Regions from separate parts of the Mus musculus genome. Here regions 1 and 3 are each linked to region 2. Evidence: chromatin loops called from intact Hi-C (ENCODE). Cell type or tissue: heart. All regions are shown on one strand.

Region 1 (5,000 bases), 100 kb after region 2:
AGCAACAACCCTAAGGGCACATTACCAGGTTCCAGGTCTAAGATCATGTCCAGAGCTTGTCGATAGTGAGGCACCTGCTCATTGAGTCCAGTAAGATTAAATTTGTCCTGGATGTAGTCTTCATCCACCTACGGGCACAGGGAAGCCAAGGGGTTGAAAATAATATAGGAAGGCCCATCTTCCACCTGGGCCCAAGAGATGTCTTATCCTCAGCCAAGTCACCTCTCGTGTCCTATTCCCAATTCTGCAGAGGTACTGAAGTCTCATAAAAACTGCAGGCCCTTTCTTTAAGGCTAACCATCTCCAGCAAAGACATAGACATTATTCAGCTTCGACACAAGCTTATTTTAGAAACCGCACTTGCCATCTTCTTGGGGATAGCAAACTCTCTGAGTTGAAGACTTGGGAATCATGAAGGCTAAACAGTTTAGTTTCTGAAAGGCATTTGTAATTTTCTACTGAAGCCACCGGGCTTTGCACATTACCCAACTTTAACATGAAATATTTTAATTATCCTAGTGGTCACCCAGAGGTACCTCTGTTAGCCATGCATATTGACAAAACCTTGAAATCCTAGCACTCAGGAGACTGAGGAAGTAGGACTGCCAGGAGTTCAAGGCCAGTCTAGGCTGCATAGTGAGTTCCGTCGAAATCTGCTCTCAAACAACATAAAATAAAACATCGAGGGCATGTGGAGTTGGCCGACCTAAACTCACCTCACAGAAGAATTCATTACCACGGAGCCCACAGAACCAGGAAATCCAGGACACCTCCTCAGAGCTACTCATCTTTATGTCCGCTGTGAAAGAAGAGCGTTAAGTAAGTGGAGACCAAGCTGTTTCTTGTCTCTTCCCTCCTCCCACACATTCTCCACAACAACGGAAGAATCTGAGTCCAGCCAGGCTTGAAGGATCCCGGCCTCTGAAGCATCTCCAAGCTTCTCTCCTTCACCTCAGCCCCCTTGCAGTGTGCTGGCAATAAGTTTCGCTACTTTCCAGAAAATGACAGGTCCTGATCTGTTAGTGTGACCCTCGTCCCTGGCGCTCCTCAAAGCCAGGCCCCTCTCCCCTCCATGTCAGCCGCGACAGGGCCCTCGGCTCCGGCTCCCCACCACCGCAGGTGCCTGCATGTTCCTGGCGCCTGTCCCAAGGCTTCCGAAGTTCATTTTCCCCAACAGAGCCGGCCTCTCCTGCACTCGCAGGGTTGGCGAAGGCACCACACTTCTGTGGGTCTCACGAGCGTCCCCAAAAGCCGCCTCCTCTCGCCCAGGGCCCCCGACCTCCTTCGGCTACCGACCCGGTCACTTCCTTCGTCGCCCCCACATCGAGGAGCTCCAACCAGAGTGCCGCGCCCAGGGACGGGCGACTCGACGCGGGGACAACCCCACACTCACCGGCCGGACGGGGACTGGGACTGGGGCGGGGAAGGGGAGCTGTGCTTCCAAGGAACCGCAGAGACCACTACAGCGCAAAAAGCCGACCCGGCCGCAGCAGACGAAGTAGGGAGGGGGGGGGCCACTGGAAACTGGTGAGGATTTGGGTGAGAAAAGGGCAACGCGCAGGCGCTAAGAACCGCCCCCTACCTCCGTGGACGCCGGGAGATGTAGTCCCGTCGGCAGAGAGAAACTGACGAAATGAGGGGAAGACAAACTACCAATCCCAAGAGGACCCGCGCATGACTCTCTAAGGGCCGCGAGGCCCTAGAGGAAGCCGCCTGGGGGCGGGGCGAACCGAGGCGCCACCGGAAGCGGAAGCGGAGCAGGGGGTCTTCCCGACCAGGAAGCCTGGGAAATATAGTCTTGTTAGGCTCGCTAAGCTGCCGGGTAGGTCCTCGGGCTGATTGTCATCCCTGCGGTGCTCCCTCAGCGTTCCGCTTTGCTTTTTTTTCTCCCTCTTCCCTGTGCCAGGCCAACCCACGGGATCCTGGTTCTCTCGCCAGGCCCGCGACAGAGTGCGCTCGGGCTCCGGCATGCGCAGAGTTGTGGTGAGGGACTTAGGTCGGGTGTGCTTGGGATGCGCTGAGCTGTGCACGCTGCGTGAGAACCTGGACCGCCCTGCGAGCTAACCTGAGGTGGGGCCAGCCATTCTGCCGCCGCTTGTCCCTTTGTACTTCTCCATCTCCTCAGAGCTGGGGTAGAGAGTTGTGCTGATGACCCTGACTGTTCTTCAAACCCTGCTCAGAGCAGTGGTGAGGGGTAACCGTGATGTTACTTCATCTCACAGCTCCTCGGCATCCCACAGGTCTCCCCACTGTGTCCTCAGAGTCTTTCTGAACGCGGAGGGTGGCGAAGGGCATTGTGGGGGCGTTATGTAAAAGCAGGACCCCAACCGACAGGCTCCCCCTTGGGTCCTCGCGCTACTGGGCACGCGATGCTTTACTACGAGGATGCTAGAAAAGGTTCTAGCGCGGGAAACTTGAACCTTATGGATGTTTTGTTGTTGTTGCTCCTGCGCATGCCTCGTTCTGCCCTGTGGCTATTTGATTGTATCCAATCTTACAGATTACAAGAGCGACATTTTGCGGTACAGAAGTGACAATGCAGCTTCCCCAGAAACCTCCCGGAGTAATGTCATGCCTGTTTTTAATCTGGGAAAAGGGGACCCCTAGATAAGATCGAGCAAGATTTAAAAGGTCGACCTGTGCGGGCCAGTGGTGGCGCACGCCTTTAATCCCAGCACTTGGGAGGCAGAAGCTGGCAGATTTCTGAGATCGAGGCCAGTCTGGTCTACAGAGTGAGTTCCAGGACAGCCAGGGCTATACAGAGAAACCCTGTCTCGAAAAAAAAAGGGGGGGGGGTGTCGACCTTATATTTCCTGTATGTGTTAGCGGAATGTTTTCAGAGAGAGCCTGGCATTTTTGTTTGTAGGAAGATGGGAGTTGAATACAGAACCCATTAACAACTGTCTTGTAGAATATTTTTTTCCTGTTACCCTTTTTCTTTTCTGTGTTATTGATAGAATCTAGAATTCTCAAATTTGAAACAAGCATTCTACACAGATTCATATCTACTATGCCCTCATGAAATTTTATTAACATCATGACAGGATCTGTTGTTCCTGGGGTCTGTTTTACCCATCCCATCGTGACAGGATCTGTTGTTATTCCTGGGGTCCCTTTTACCCATGAGGCCCGGGCTCCACAGAATCCTAACTATGAAGTCAGTTTTGGGATGGGAGGCCCATTTTAGTTCTAGGCTGCTTTCCCATCTCAGCGGGCCCCCAGAGGTGGTGCTGGTCATCTTCACAATAGCTACCTGAATGGTTGGATCGCTTGCTTGTCACATCCTTGCCTTGCCCAGTCTTCATTTTCTTGTTTCTCTCACAGGCATGTCTAGGCCATCCTTCATCGAATTTACCCCAGCGGCTGACTCCAGTGACCTCTGGAAGGATGGGCAGCAGCAACCACAGCAGGAGAAAGCAGAGCCTGTCCTGGACGGGGCTGCTGCCCGGGCTTTCTATGAGGCTCTAATCGCAGATGACAGTAGTTCCTCTAAGCCCCAGAGAGCTGAACCTATGAGGGAGAGGAAGAAGAAGAGAAGAAGAGTGACTAGGGAGCCTGCAGCAGCAGGAGTCCCCAGACAAGGAAGAGCACTTGAGGATGAAGACAGGATGGCCCAGTGGATCCTGCTGGCAGCCCAGAATGGGGATCTGACAGAACTCCGGAGGCTGCTAGAACCCCAAGAGGCAGGGGGAGCTGGAGGGAATATCAATGCTCGTGATGCCTTCTGGTGGACTCCCTTGATGTGTGCTGCCCGAGCAGGCCAGGGCGCCGCTGTGCGCTATCTCCTGGGCCGAGGAGCTGCCTGGGTTGGAGTCTGTGACCTGGGAGGCAGAGATGCTGCCCAGCTGGCTGAAGAAGCAGGCTTCCCTGAGGTAGCCCGTATGGTCAGAGAGAGTCATGGAGAGACAAGGAGCCCTGAGAACCAGAACCGGTGAGGAGGGAGCCTTCACTTACACCCATCTTTATTGTGTTCTTCCTTTCCTGGGCACCTCATACTAAGGGCCCACAGCAGCTAAAGGGGGCTATTCATCCTCTGGCATATTCAGTCATAGAGTAACAATGGGCGTGGTCTTTGTGCATTTGAATCTTGGTTCCATTTATTTGCAGTGCCAGCCTAAAGTCTGCAAATCTCAGTCCTTGTCTGAGAATTGGGGCTAAGACTTTTTCCTCAAAGGGGTGTTAAGATACAGTAGGTTAATGTGGAAAGAGATGGGGTAGGATGGGATGGTGCTTGTCACACAGTTTGCACTTTATAAATGCCAGCACTACTCATTATTCCTGAGAGCTTGAGGCCTACCTGACAGTATTCCAAATATTCCCTACTGGGAAGACCCTGGGGCCCCTTTCCAAGACAAGATACAACCAAAAGATGCTGCTGACATTGGGAGAAAGGCAAAAAGTACTTTGCTCTGCTCTGCCTGGTGCCTGAACAACTTGAGGCTCTGTTCATCTTTTTTTTTCCTCCCCTATAACATATTTCTTTCTCTGCAGATCTACCCCCTCCTCGTCCCAGTTCTGTGAGGACTGTGGTGCCCACTTTGAAGACTCCAACCACCACACATCTACTGCTCACCTGCTGTCACTGTCCAGGAGACCCCAGCCCTCCAACCTTCCCCTTGGGGTGCCCACTTCCAGTCCTGGCTTCAGGCTACTGCTGAGAGGTGGCTGGGAACCAGGAATGGGGCTAGGACCCCGGGGTGAAGGCCGTGCCAACCCTATCCCCACTATCCTCAAGAGGGACCAGGAAGGATTGGGTTATAGATCCCCACCCCAACCCCGAGTCACACACTTTGCAGCGCGGGATACCCGGGCTGTGTCTGGGAGAGAGAGAGTCCCTCGAGTTGCCACACTGAGTCAGAGGGAGAACAGAAGGCAAGAAGAAAAGGGCAGAGCCTGGGAGCGAGATCTAAGACTGTACATGAACCTCGAGTTCTGACTGATATGGACTGGCCCTGGTCTGTCACTCGCTGGACTTGGGCCTCTGACTTGGACACTTGGAC
Region 2 (5,000 bases):
CTGTTGCCTGGGCAGTGTTGGGGAATGGATACAGAGAAAGACTCTGACCACTCTAGATGCACACAGAATGTCACTAAGTGCTGATGCTATCGTGCTGAGGGGTGGAAAAATCAAACCAGGTCAGAAAGGGTCCCCACAGTCTTTAGTAGGCACCGAGCCTTTGACTCTTACGTGCCAGATCTCTTCCCTTAATCTAGGGAAATGTAGCCATGGGGGCCATTTTGACCAGAGCAGCTCCCAGCCACCCCGGGGAGGCATCAACAAGGACAGCACATCCCCAAGTTTCTCCCCGCACCATAAGCTGCACCTCCAGGCTGCAGAAGTGGCACTCCTGGCCTCCATCGAGGCCTTCAGCCTCCTGCGAAGCCGCCTGGGCGACAAGGCTTTCTCCAGGTGGGTGGCCTCGTGGAGTCAGGTTCCCTGATGGGTCGGTGCTCCTGCCTGCGGGAACTGAGGCATTGGGGACGAATGCGGAAACTTCACTGCTCCTCTGACTTGAACCACAGGCTGCTGGACATCACCCCAGCTTCCAGCCTGAGCTTTGTCCTGGACACCACAGGCAGTATGGGCGAGGAAATCAACGCAGCCAAGATCCAGGCTCGCCGCATTGTGGAGCAGCGTCAAGGCAGCCCCATGGAGCCTGTTTTCTATATCCTAGTGCCCTTCCACGACCCAGGTAGCGGTGGTCTACAGGGATGATGGTGGGAAGGAGGGCCCAGGACAGAGGCTGGAGACCTCCCTCTGGTGAGGAGGTGGGCCTCAGGGCCATTCTACCTGTTGTCCTGAGTGAGCCTCTACTGGGTACCTGTGTCCATGTAGACAATAAGCTGCTTCTGCTATCTCTAAAATGGTAGGGGGCGGTTTCACAAGTCCAGTGCCTGCTTAGGCACCTGCCTCTGGCTTCCTTAGACTTCTGTGCTAATAGAATATGCCTTTTGGGTTCATTTTGTTTTAAACCATGGGTGGCTGTTTCGCTTTCATGTTGGTCTGCGTATGCACACGTATGAAGGACAGGAAAGGGTGTCAGATCCCCAGGAACCGGAGTTGGTGGTCCCGAGTCACCCAATATGGAGTGGAACTCAGGTCCTTGCCCCAGGGCAGCGACACTCTTACCTGCTGAGCCGGCTCCCCAGGCTGCTGCTGAGGTCAGAGATAAGATGAAGGTGTATGGGGAGGTTAGAGAGTACCACTCCTACATCTTCCCACTGAGCCCAAAGTCAGCTTACCTGGCCTGGCTCTACTGGTCTTACTGCACCCTTGGGCTGGCCATCTAATCCTTCTGTGCTATAGCCTCTATAAAACGGCCAGTGCGTGCATGCCTGGTTTAATCCTCCTGGATGGAGAACTCCTGCAGGGGGTAGTGTCTGATATTAAGTAGGGACTTAGTGTGTGCTTGTGGACACATGCGTCAATAACCTCATAGTACCGTGTCCGGGCGTTTACAAATGCAGGGCTCATTCAGTTCTCCCAAGGAGCCTCTCAGGTGAGTTCTATCCTTTTCTCTCATTACATTTTAAAGGTGAGGACTGGAGAAATGGTTCAGCAGCTAAGAGTACTTGCTACTCATGCAGAGGACCTGGGTTTTGGTGTTCCGTATTGGTATCCACCTCGGGGTAGAGGCTCACAGCTCCCTCATGGCCTCTATTCTCCTCATCCACCTGACCTTCCTTTCCTCTTGCCCAGGGTTTGGCCCCGTCTTTACAACCAGCGACCCGGACAGCTTTTGGCAGAAACTCAACGAGATCCATGCCTTGGGGGGTGGAGATGAGCCAGAGATGTGCCTGTCTGCCCTGGAGGTCTTGACTCTCCTTCCCTCTCCCGCCTCTCCCTTTCCCTCTTATCCTGCCCTTCCAGGCCCCGCCACCAGGGGGAGCCAAGAGCTAGCAAGGCTCCCTTCTCTTCCCCCAACCCCCTCACCATCCTCCCATCCTCTATCCTCGGTTCCATCAGCTTCCTTCCAGGGTCATGCTCCCTTGCGCTCTGCCCTCCCTGGCTCTACCCTGCTGCCCACCATTTTAAACATGAGCCTTTTTTTCTCCTGGCCAGCTAGCCCTGTTGCACACCCCTCCCCTCTCTGACATCTTTGTCTTCACTGATGCCTCACCCAAGGATGCTCTTCTTACCAACCGGGTGGAATCCCTGACTCGGGAGAGGCGCTGCAGGGTGAGCGCAGTGCTAGCAACCTGAGTATGGGAAAGAGAGCGGCCTCATGGGAGGTCACCCCCCTCCCCCGCCCCGCATCTTTAACAGAGTGGGAGGCCGTGCCCTTATTAAACGGATCCAATAAGCCATTCAGAGAACCCGTTGTGAGGGTCTCTGCAGTCACCAGGGTAGACAGAAACAAGTGAAGCAAGAAGGTTCAACATCTAGAATCTGACCCTGGGTGGTTTATTTTAGGCATTTTAAATATCCAGTGCAACTCTGGGGAAAGGTTTCCTGGTAACACTTGTCACAGTAAAGCTTTGCAAAGGACATGTGACTTCCTACTTAAGACTGGGAAACAATGCTCAAGATAAGGAAGGCCTAGGGAGGAAGAGTCTGAGATAAACCCCGAAGTCTGGAAGACTCGGTGAGGCCTGGCCCTACAGATAGCACAGAGCACAAGCTCTTAACTCCCACTTCCCCAGAGGATAGACATCTCTTCCGTTGAGGAGACAACCATTCATTCCCGGTATCTGCAGAGCTTATCTGTGAGCACAAGGACCTTTTCCCTCTGCATCAGGCAAACAAGGGCGGGCCTAGCTCTGTGGTGTCTAAATCTGATGCACTGGGTCTAATCCTTAGTACAACACACAAGAAGTAAATGCCAGTATGTATAAAGACAGAATTAAAACAAAGCCAGGAAATGAATCTCTGGGAAACTCCTTCCGAGGTGTGGTTAGAGCTCTCCCAAGGGCTGTTTCACTGGGAGGTCCCACCCACCACATCAGCATCAGCCAGGGGGCAGACAGCTCTAGAAAAAGTGGGGCAGAAGGACCTTCATTAACAATGCAGGCTGATTGGGAGGCAGAGGCAGTCAGATTTCTGAGTTCGAGGCCAGCCTGGTCTACAGAGTGAGTTCCAGGACAACCAGGGCTATACAGAGAAACCCTGTCTCGAAAAATCAAAAAAACAAAAAACAAAAAAACAATGCAGGCTGAGCTTCCTGGATACACCAAGCATTGGGTTGTCATTTGGCCACAGGTGACATTTCTAGTAACTGAAGACCCATCGAGGACTGGGGGTCGACGACGGCGAGAGGCCTTGTCTCCTCTGCGTTTTGAACCATATGAAGCAATAGCCCGGGCATCAGGGGGAGAGGTGATCTTCACCAAAGACCAGTACATCCAGGATGTGGCTGCCATTGTTGGGGAGAGCATGGCTGGTCTGGTGAGTGAGGGGAAGCTAGAGGGGGCCATGCCCTTAGCCAGAGCTGAGGTCTGAGGTGCTGTGTGCTTCTTCTCAAAGGAGGAGTTCTGACAGAAGTCAGGAAGGGACTCTTCTCTTCCCAGACATCCCTGGTTTCTTACCTTCCACCCTCTTTTCATGTCAATAACTGCACCCTGGCCTCTAGGGCTGCCATAGGAAATCAGTTGTTTGTTTGTTTGGTTGGTTTTTTAGTTTTGTTTTTGAGGCAGGGTCTCACTATGTAGTCCTGGCTAGCTTGGAATTCACTGTGTAGACCAGGCTGGCCTTGAACTCACAGAGATCTATCTATTCATCATCTTTGGAGGGGGAACAAGAAATGATGACGTCATTCTAAACCCCTCACCTCCAAGCACAGTCCCTGGTCCATGCAGGGCCCGCTGACATCCATCCTCCCTGTGGGAGGCAGTCTTCCCATGTCCCTCCTCTGCCTTTGCTTCCACCTCCCTCCATGCTTTCCCTCTTTCTCTCCTTTGGACCTGATCGTATCTCCAGGTGACTCTTCCCCTGGATCCCCCTGTCTTCACCCCTGGGGAGCCGTGTGTGTTTTCTGTGGACAGTCTGCTCTGGCAGGTCACAGTCCGGATGCACGGGGACATCAGTAGCTTCTGGATCAAGAGCCCTGCAGGTATTCTAATGTGGGGCTCAAGGCAGACAGAAGATTCAAGAGTGGAGAACAGGAGAAGGACTGTGCAGAGAGAAAAGAATTACTTCATGTGACAGTGTCTTGTTCCCATCCAAGGGGTGTCCCAGGGCCCAGAGGAGGGCATAGGTCCTCTGGGTCACACTCGTCGCTTTGGGCAATTCTGGACGGTGACCATGACTGACCCTCCTCGGACAGGGACTTGGGAGATCCAGGTAGCAGCTGCGGGAACCCCCCGGGTGAGAGTACAAGGTAAGGAGAAGGGTTCCTAGGCACAGCAGTGGTGAGCCGTGGTGGCCGTGGTCCTCACAAAGTCTAAGACTGCTTCCCCTCCCAGCCCAGACCTCTCTGGACTTCCTCTTTCATTTCGGTATCTCTGTGGAGGATGGACCCCACCCTGGCCTCTACCCCCTGACTCAGCCAGTTGCAGGTAGTACTATTCCCTGACCTCTGCCCCCTTGGTCTGCTGCAGTGTAACTGTGTGTAAATGAACACATGTGTGCCTTGTTTGATGAGTAAAGCATGCTAGGGAGAGTCCAGCTTCATGGGCCTCACGTGGTGCACTCCTATGACCCTGCCCAGCTGAGACCAGACATTCCTTTTACCCTGCACCTCCAACAGTTTCATGCAGACCAACTCCTTTCCCTCTCACCTCAGGTCTCCAGACCCAGCTGCTGGTAGAAGTGACAGGGCTCACCTCTAGACAGAAGCTTGTGGGTGGCCAGCCACAGTTTTCCCATGTTGTCCTTCGAAGGGTCCCAGAGGGCACTCAGCTGGGCCGGGTGTCCTTGGAGCCCGTGGGACCCCCCGTTCGAGGCCTCCTTGCTGCCTCTCTACCACCCACACTGCTGTCAGTCTCTTCTCCCTTCTCCCTGGAGCTGGTCGGCCAGGGTGGAGGGGGAGAGAGCCTGCGGAGGACTGCGCCCCAGCCTTGCAGTGTGGCCCCCGTGCT
Region 3 (5,000 bases), 67 kb after region 2:
CAGAAAGACACCGAGGGAAGAGCAAATCTTAATCCAGAAAATGCCTCCGTAGGATCAGCCTGTGGCAAGTCTGCAGGGAATTTTCTTGGTTGGTGATGCAGGAGGGTTCGGCTCACTGTGGATGGTGGCACCCCTGGGCACATCGTCCTGAATGGTATAAGAAAGCACAGAGTGCTTACTCAAGCCCCTGAGCAGCACTCCTCCATGGTCTCTGCATCAGCTCCTGCCTCCAGGATCCTGCCTTACCTGCGCTCCTGCCTTGACTCCCTTCAGTGACAGACTGTGATGTGGCGGTGGAAGATGGAGTTAAGCTTTTCCTCGAGTTGCTTCACGTCATGGTGTTTCATCACGGCAATAGAAACCCTCACTAAGGCAGGTGAGGTGCATGCACCTTTAATCCCAGCCCTCGAGAGGCACAGGCAGGCGGACCTCTATGAGTTTGAGGCCAGCCTGGTGGCACCCCTGGGCACATCTATGTATAGTGAGTTCCAGGACAGCCGGGGCTACAAAGTGAGATTCCATCTTGGAAAACAAACAAACAAAAACCAAGAGTCCTAATAAAGTGTCTAAGTTCGGGTTAATATTGCTTTGATGAAACACCATGACCAAAGCAACTTGGGGAGGAAATAGTTTATTGGGCTTACACTTTCATATCATGGATCACCAGTAAACACAAGATGGGAGCTCACACAGATCAGGAACCTGGAGGCAGAAGCTGCTACAGAGGCCATGGAAGGGTGCTGCTTAATGGCTTGCCCCTTTTCATTGTAGGTCTGCATTAAGAGTGACCACTGACGGGCTGGAGAGATGGCTCAGCGGTTAAGAGCACTGACTGCTCTTCCGAAGGTCCTGAGTTCAAATCCCAGCAACCACATGGTGGCTCACAACCATCCGTAATGAGATCTGGCGCCCTCCTCTGGTGTGTCTGAAGACAGCTACAGTGTACTTACATGTAATAAATAAATAAATAATTAATTAAAAAAAAAAGAGTGACCACTGACAAGCACATGACAGAATCAATACGAGGCTGCCTTAAAATCTCCTCTGCCAATGGCATTAATCCAAAACTCTCAGACATGCAGGCTGTGTACATATATGGATACACACACAAATGTAACTTTACAAAAGGGGAAGGGATTCGGTGTGGTAGTGATGCATGCCTTTACTCCTAGCACTTTAAGATTTATTTCTACATATATAAGTACTCCATCTGCTTGTATATCTGCATGCCAGAAGAGGGGATCAGATCGTAAGCCACCATGTGGTTGCTGAGAATTGTATGTAGGACATCTCGAAAAGCAGCCAGAGCCCTTTACCACCAATCCTAGCACTTTGAACAAGGTTTCTCTATATAGCCCTGAGTGGCCTGGAACTCACTACATACGTAGACTAGGGTGGCCTGGAACTCAAGAGGCCAATCTGTCAACACACCCATCTCTCTCTGTCTCTCAAGTGCTGGGATTAAAAGCATGTGGCACTACATCGGGCAGATTACTTCTTTCAAAAACTTAAAAAAAAAAAAAAAAGATTCTTGGGTTAGAGAGATGGCTCAGTGGTTAAGAGCACTGACTGCTCTTCCAGAGATCCTAAGTTCAAGTCCCAGCAGCAACCACATGGTGGCTCACAACCATCTGTAATGAGATCAGACGCCCTCTTCTGGTGTGTCTGAAAACAGCTACAGTGTATTCATATACATAAAATAAAAAAAAATTTAAATAGAATTCTTCAGAAGAATCCTGCTATTTCTTCTAATGGATACATCCCTAGATCTGTGTGTGTGTGTGTGTGTGTGTGTGTGTGTGTAACCCAGGGCTTTCAGCATGTTAAGCAAAGTTTTCTATACTTGAGCTACAAATCCAGACACTAGCCTCTTTTCTTGAAGTTCTTGTCAAATGCTCCTACTCTCACCCAGTGATCGTTCCAGAACATGCTGACATTAAGGGATAGGGTTTAAAAAAAAAAAAAAAGTGAAGCCAGGCGTGGTAGTGCACGCCTTTAATCCCAGCACTGGGGAGGCAGAGGCAGGTAGATTTCTGAGTTCGAGGCCAGCCTGGTCTACAGAGTGAGTTCCAGGACAGCCAGGGCTACACAGAGAAACCCTGTCTCGAAAAACCAAAAAAAAAATGTGGGGGCTGGAGAAATGCTCAGCGGTTAAGAGCATTGACTGCGCTTCCGAAGATCATGAGTTCAAATCCCAGCAACCACATGGTGGTTCACAACCATCTGTAATGAGATCTGATGCCCTCTTCTGGTGTGTCTCTAGACAGTAACAGTGTACTCACATAATAAATAAAGAAATCTTTAAAAAAAAAAAAGTAACCACCTGGGGCATTCATTTTCTTAAGTTTCTCTATTCAGAACAGCTCTAACTAACTGTAGACCGTCGCCCACTGCGCTGAACACTCCTCTCGTGGCGAGAACGTCAGGCTGGACCCTGCCACGGGGCGAGCGGATACGTGCTGACGTCACGCACGCACACAGGCACGCACGCAGCGCCCAGGAGACTACGGGCGGGGCCGGCGGGGACCTGAGGCCGAGGGACAGCGGCCCGAGCCGGGGCTATGGCGAAGCTCCTGAGCTGCGTCCTCGGCCCCCGGCTCTACAAGATCTACCGGGAGAGGGACACGGACCGGGCCGCGTCCAGCGTCCCCGAGACTCCCACTGCCGTCCCCGCCGCCTCGTCCAGCTCCTGGGTGAGTCGGGTTCCCCCCGGCGGAGAGCATGGTATGGTCCAGACCGCGCTGCGCTGCGCTCGCCCGGCGCGCCCACTGTGGGAAACGGGGGAGCCCGCTTGTCAAGTGGCGGTCGCGCACGCAGTCCGCCTGCGGGCGCTTCCCGGCCCCCTCCCAGTCACGCAGGGCCCAGCCGCCGCCTCTCTTTACGGCTTTGGAGGAACTCTTCCTCACACCCACCACCACGCTTGCTTTTTTTTTTCCCCCTCCGCGTCCCCCGAATGGCTGGTCCCAGTTGAGTTTGGAGTCCCCTGCGCGCACTGGCTTTTGCCCACCTACTCCCAATTTCTCCCAGGATCTGTTGACTTTCTCTTTAACCTGACTTTTCAGTTTCAAAAATGACTTCATGTCATGTATTTACTTGTGCGCCTTGTGCCCCCAAACCTAGCCTGAAAACCAGGGTCTTGCATTCAGGGTGGTAGTTTGCTCTCCAAAATGTTTTTGTTTTTATTGGTTGCAAATTATGTTTAGGAGGCTTTCCGAAGTGCCCACACTTAGCGACATTTTTCCCGGAATCGACTTACATCAAATGCTATTCCTTCCCTCTTAGAATTGTCATGGAGTCTCTCATTTTCAATTTTACTCCTCTCCCCATAGTGACACAATCATATCTGTATGGAGTTTCAGGGGAAAAAAAGGACCGGTTTTCCAAATGCTGCTTTCACTTTTGCTTCCAAGCCTAGCACCCCGTGATTGCTTTCAGGGTGAGGGGTGAAATGTCAGGGGGGGGGAGTTGAAGCTTCAGCAGAAACAGGAGTATCCCAGGAGAAATGGCCACAGAGGCTAGAACCAGGTGACACAGGTTAGGGCTTCTGGAAGGGAGGAAGGGCCTGTCAGCTGGCAAGGTCCTTAACAGGCCATCTGTTTTGGCAGGATACGTATTATCAGCCTCGGGCCCTGGAGAAACATGCAGACAGCATCCTGGCACTGGTAAGTCAGTCCCAGCATCTGCCAGTCAAACCCAGCCCTGGAGAAGGCAACACCCCAGGAGGTGAGGGGTGCTCTGGGCCCTGTACAGCAGAGCTTGCACAGAGGACCAGCGTATCCCAAGTGCCTACCGTTGGCATTCTCCCTTAGGAAGTCCCCTTTGTGTACCATAAGCTTTTTCCAGAGCAGTTTGAGCCCTAAGGATAACAAATTTACCTTTGGGATCGGCTGCAGGTCTCTGAGTCTTGCAGTCCCTAGTGACCTATCCTCCCTGGCAACTAACTTCTGTGGCTGCAGAGACAGCTGTTCTCCCTGGCAGAGTTCCTATGGTGATGTTCTCACATCTCTTGGGGACAAAACCTGGGACTCTCTTGAGTGGGGCCAACTGGGAAGGCTTGATTAACTTGAGTAGACAGAGAGGCTGGTGTTTTCAACGCCATGAATCTGTGTCAGTCTCCGTTACTGTACTCTGACACACTATGAGGCAACAAATATTTGGGTCCCTACTGTGTGCACGGTGTCAGAGCCAGGCCCGGAGAGGGCAGAACAGCGTGTGTGTGCACAGGCGTATTGATCGCCTGTCTGTGTCTCTGCTGCAGGCTTCAGTCTTCTGGTCCATCTCTTATTACTCCTCTCCCTTCGCCTTCTTCTACTTATACAGGAAAGGTCAGTGTGGTTCCAAAGGTGGTGGTGGGGCGTGTGTGGGTGGGGACAAACCGGGCAGGTCATTGGCCAGTGAATCTACTCCCCGAAGAGAAAGGGGGTGATCCTGTGAGAACGGCATATTTGACTTCCCTCTTCTACCAGGAGTCTTGCCCTATAAGCTGGTGGTTCTCAACCTTCCCAGTGCTGCGACCCTTTAACACAGTTCCACATGTCGTGGTGACACCCCCCCCCCCCCCGCAAAACCATAACATCATGTCGTTGCTACTGGATAACTGTGATTTTGCTACTGTTATGGTTCATGATATAAATATTTTTTGGAGATACAGGTTTGCCAAAGGGTTCCCAATGCACAGGTTGAGAATTGCTGGTCTGATAGAATGGCTAACCCAAAGACAGAGTGTGGGTAGAGGTTGTGGGCAAGCTGGGAGAACCACTCAGAGGTCCTGTGAGAGCGTCTCATAACTGTCCCTCTTCCCTCCCAGGTTACTTGAGTTTGTCCAAAGTGGTGCCATTTTCTCACTATGCCGGGACATTGCTGCTGCTACTTGCAGGGGTGGCCTGCCTCCGAGGTAGGTAGAGAGGAGCCTGGTTTGTATCTGTGACTGGATAAGCGTTAAGCACTTTTTGCAGACGTAGTTTGGGGCTGGGCCCTGTAGGGAGTAACTGAGGACAGTC

The links. Hi-C counts contacts between places; a loop is a spot of excess contacts. Peaks named below come from ENCODE experiments on the same cell type or tissue, not always from the same donor. Only the 100,000 strongest peaks of a DNase experiment are listed, where the experiment ranks them.
Region 1: it touches region 2 in a loop (2.2-fold over the local background); 11 of 42 quality-filtered maps call a loop at or near these places.
Region 3: it touches region 2 in a loop (3-fold over the local background); 11 of 42 quality-filtered maps call a loop at or near these places.

The regions. Positions count from the first base shown.
Region 1 is chr17:35,119,729-35,124,728 of GRCm38, forward strand. It overlaps Csnk2b (casein kinase 2, beta polypeptide), which reads right to left and starts at 1,564. Exons shown (of 7, transcript NM_009975.3): 1 at 1,394-1,564; 2 at 717-799; 3 at 26-128. The coding sequence starts at 788. It overlaps Gpank1 (G patch domain and ankyrin repeats 1), which reads left to right and starts at 3,224. Exons shown (of 2, transcript NM_032460.2): 1 at 3,224-3,931; 2 at 4,492-5,000. The coding sequence starts at 3,258. The coding sequence ends at 4,936. It overlaps Gm20522 (predicted gene 20522), which reads right to left. Exons shown (of 3, transcript NR_168268.1): 3 at 3,007-3,510. In heart, CTCF peaks have their summits at 532, 1,734 and 2,537; DNase peaks (open chromatin) are centred at 1,683, 2,443, 3,744 and 4,742; H3K4me3 peaks cover 3,380 bases; H3K27ac peaks cover 2,222 bases.
Region 2 is chr17:35,019,465-35,024,464 of GRCm38, forward strand. Vwa7 (von Willebrand factor A domain containing 7) reads left to right here. Exons shown (of 17, transcript NM_138582.1): 6 at 198-393; 7 at 507-676; 8 at 1,684-1,796; 9 at 2,047-2,163; 10 at 3,184-3,369; 11 at 3,901-4,033; 12 at 4,148-4,300; 13 at 4,386-4,478; 14 at 4,706-5,000. Among named protein-coding and RNA genes, the nearest start is that of Vwa7, 5.4 kb to the left of the region's middle. In heart, a CTCF peak has its summit at 2,927; DNase peaks (open chromatin) are centred at 1,867, 2,877, 3,977, 4,447 and 3 weaker places; H3K4me3 peaks cover 1,633 bases; H3K27ac peaks cover 3,600 bases; H3K27me3 peaks cover 468 bases.
Region 3 is chr17:35,086,764-35,091,763 of GRCm38, forward strand. Abhd16a (abhydrolase domain containing 16A) reads left to right here and starts at 2,528. Exons shown (of 20, transcript NM_178592.3): 1 at 2,528-2,693; 2 at 3,606-3,662; 3 at 4,259-4,325; 4 at 4,808-4,894. The coding sequence starts at 2,562. In heart, CTCF peaks have their summits at 1,633 (motif pointing left), 2,258 (motif pointing left) and 2,458; DNase peaks (open chromatin) are centred at 2,488, 3,598 and 4,008; H3K4me3 peaks cover 1,651 bases; H3K27ac peaks cover 1,608 bases.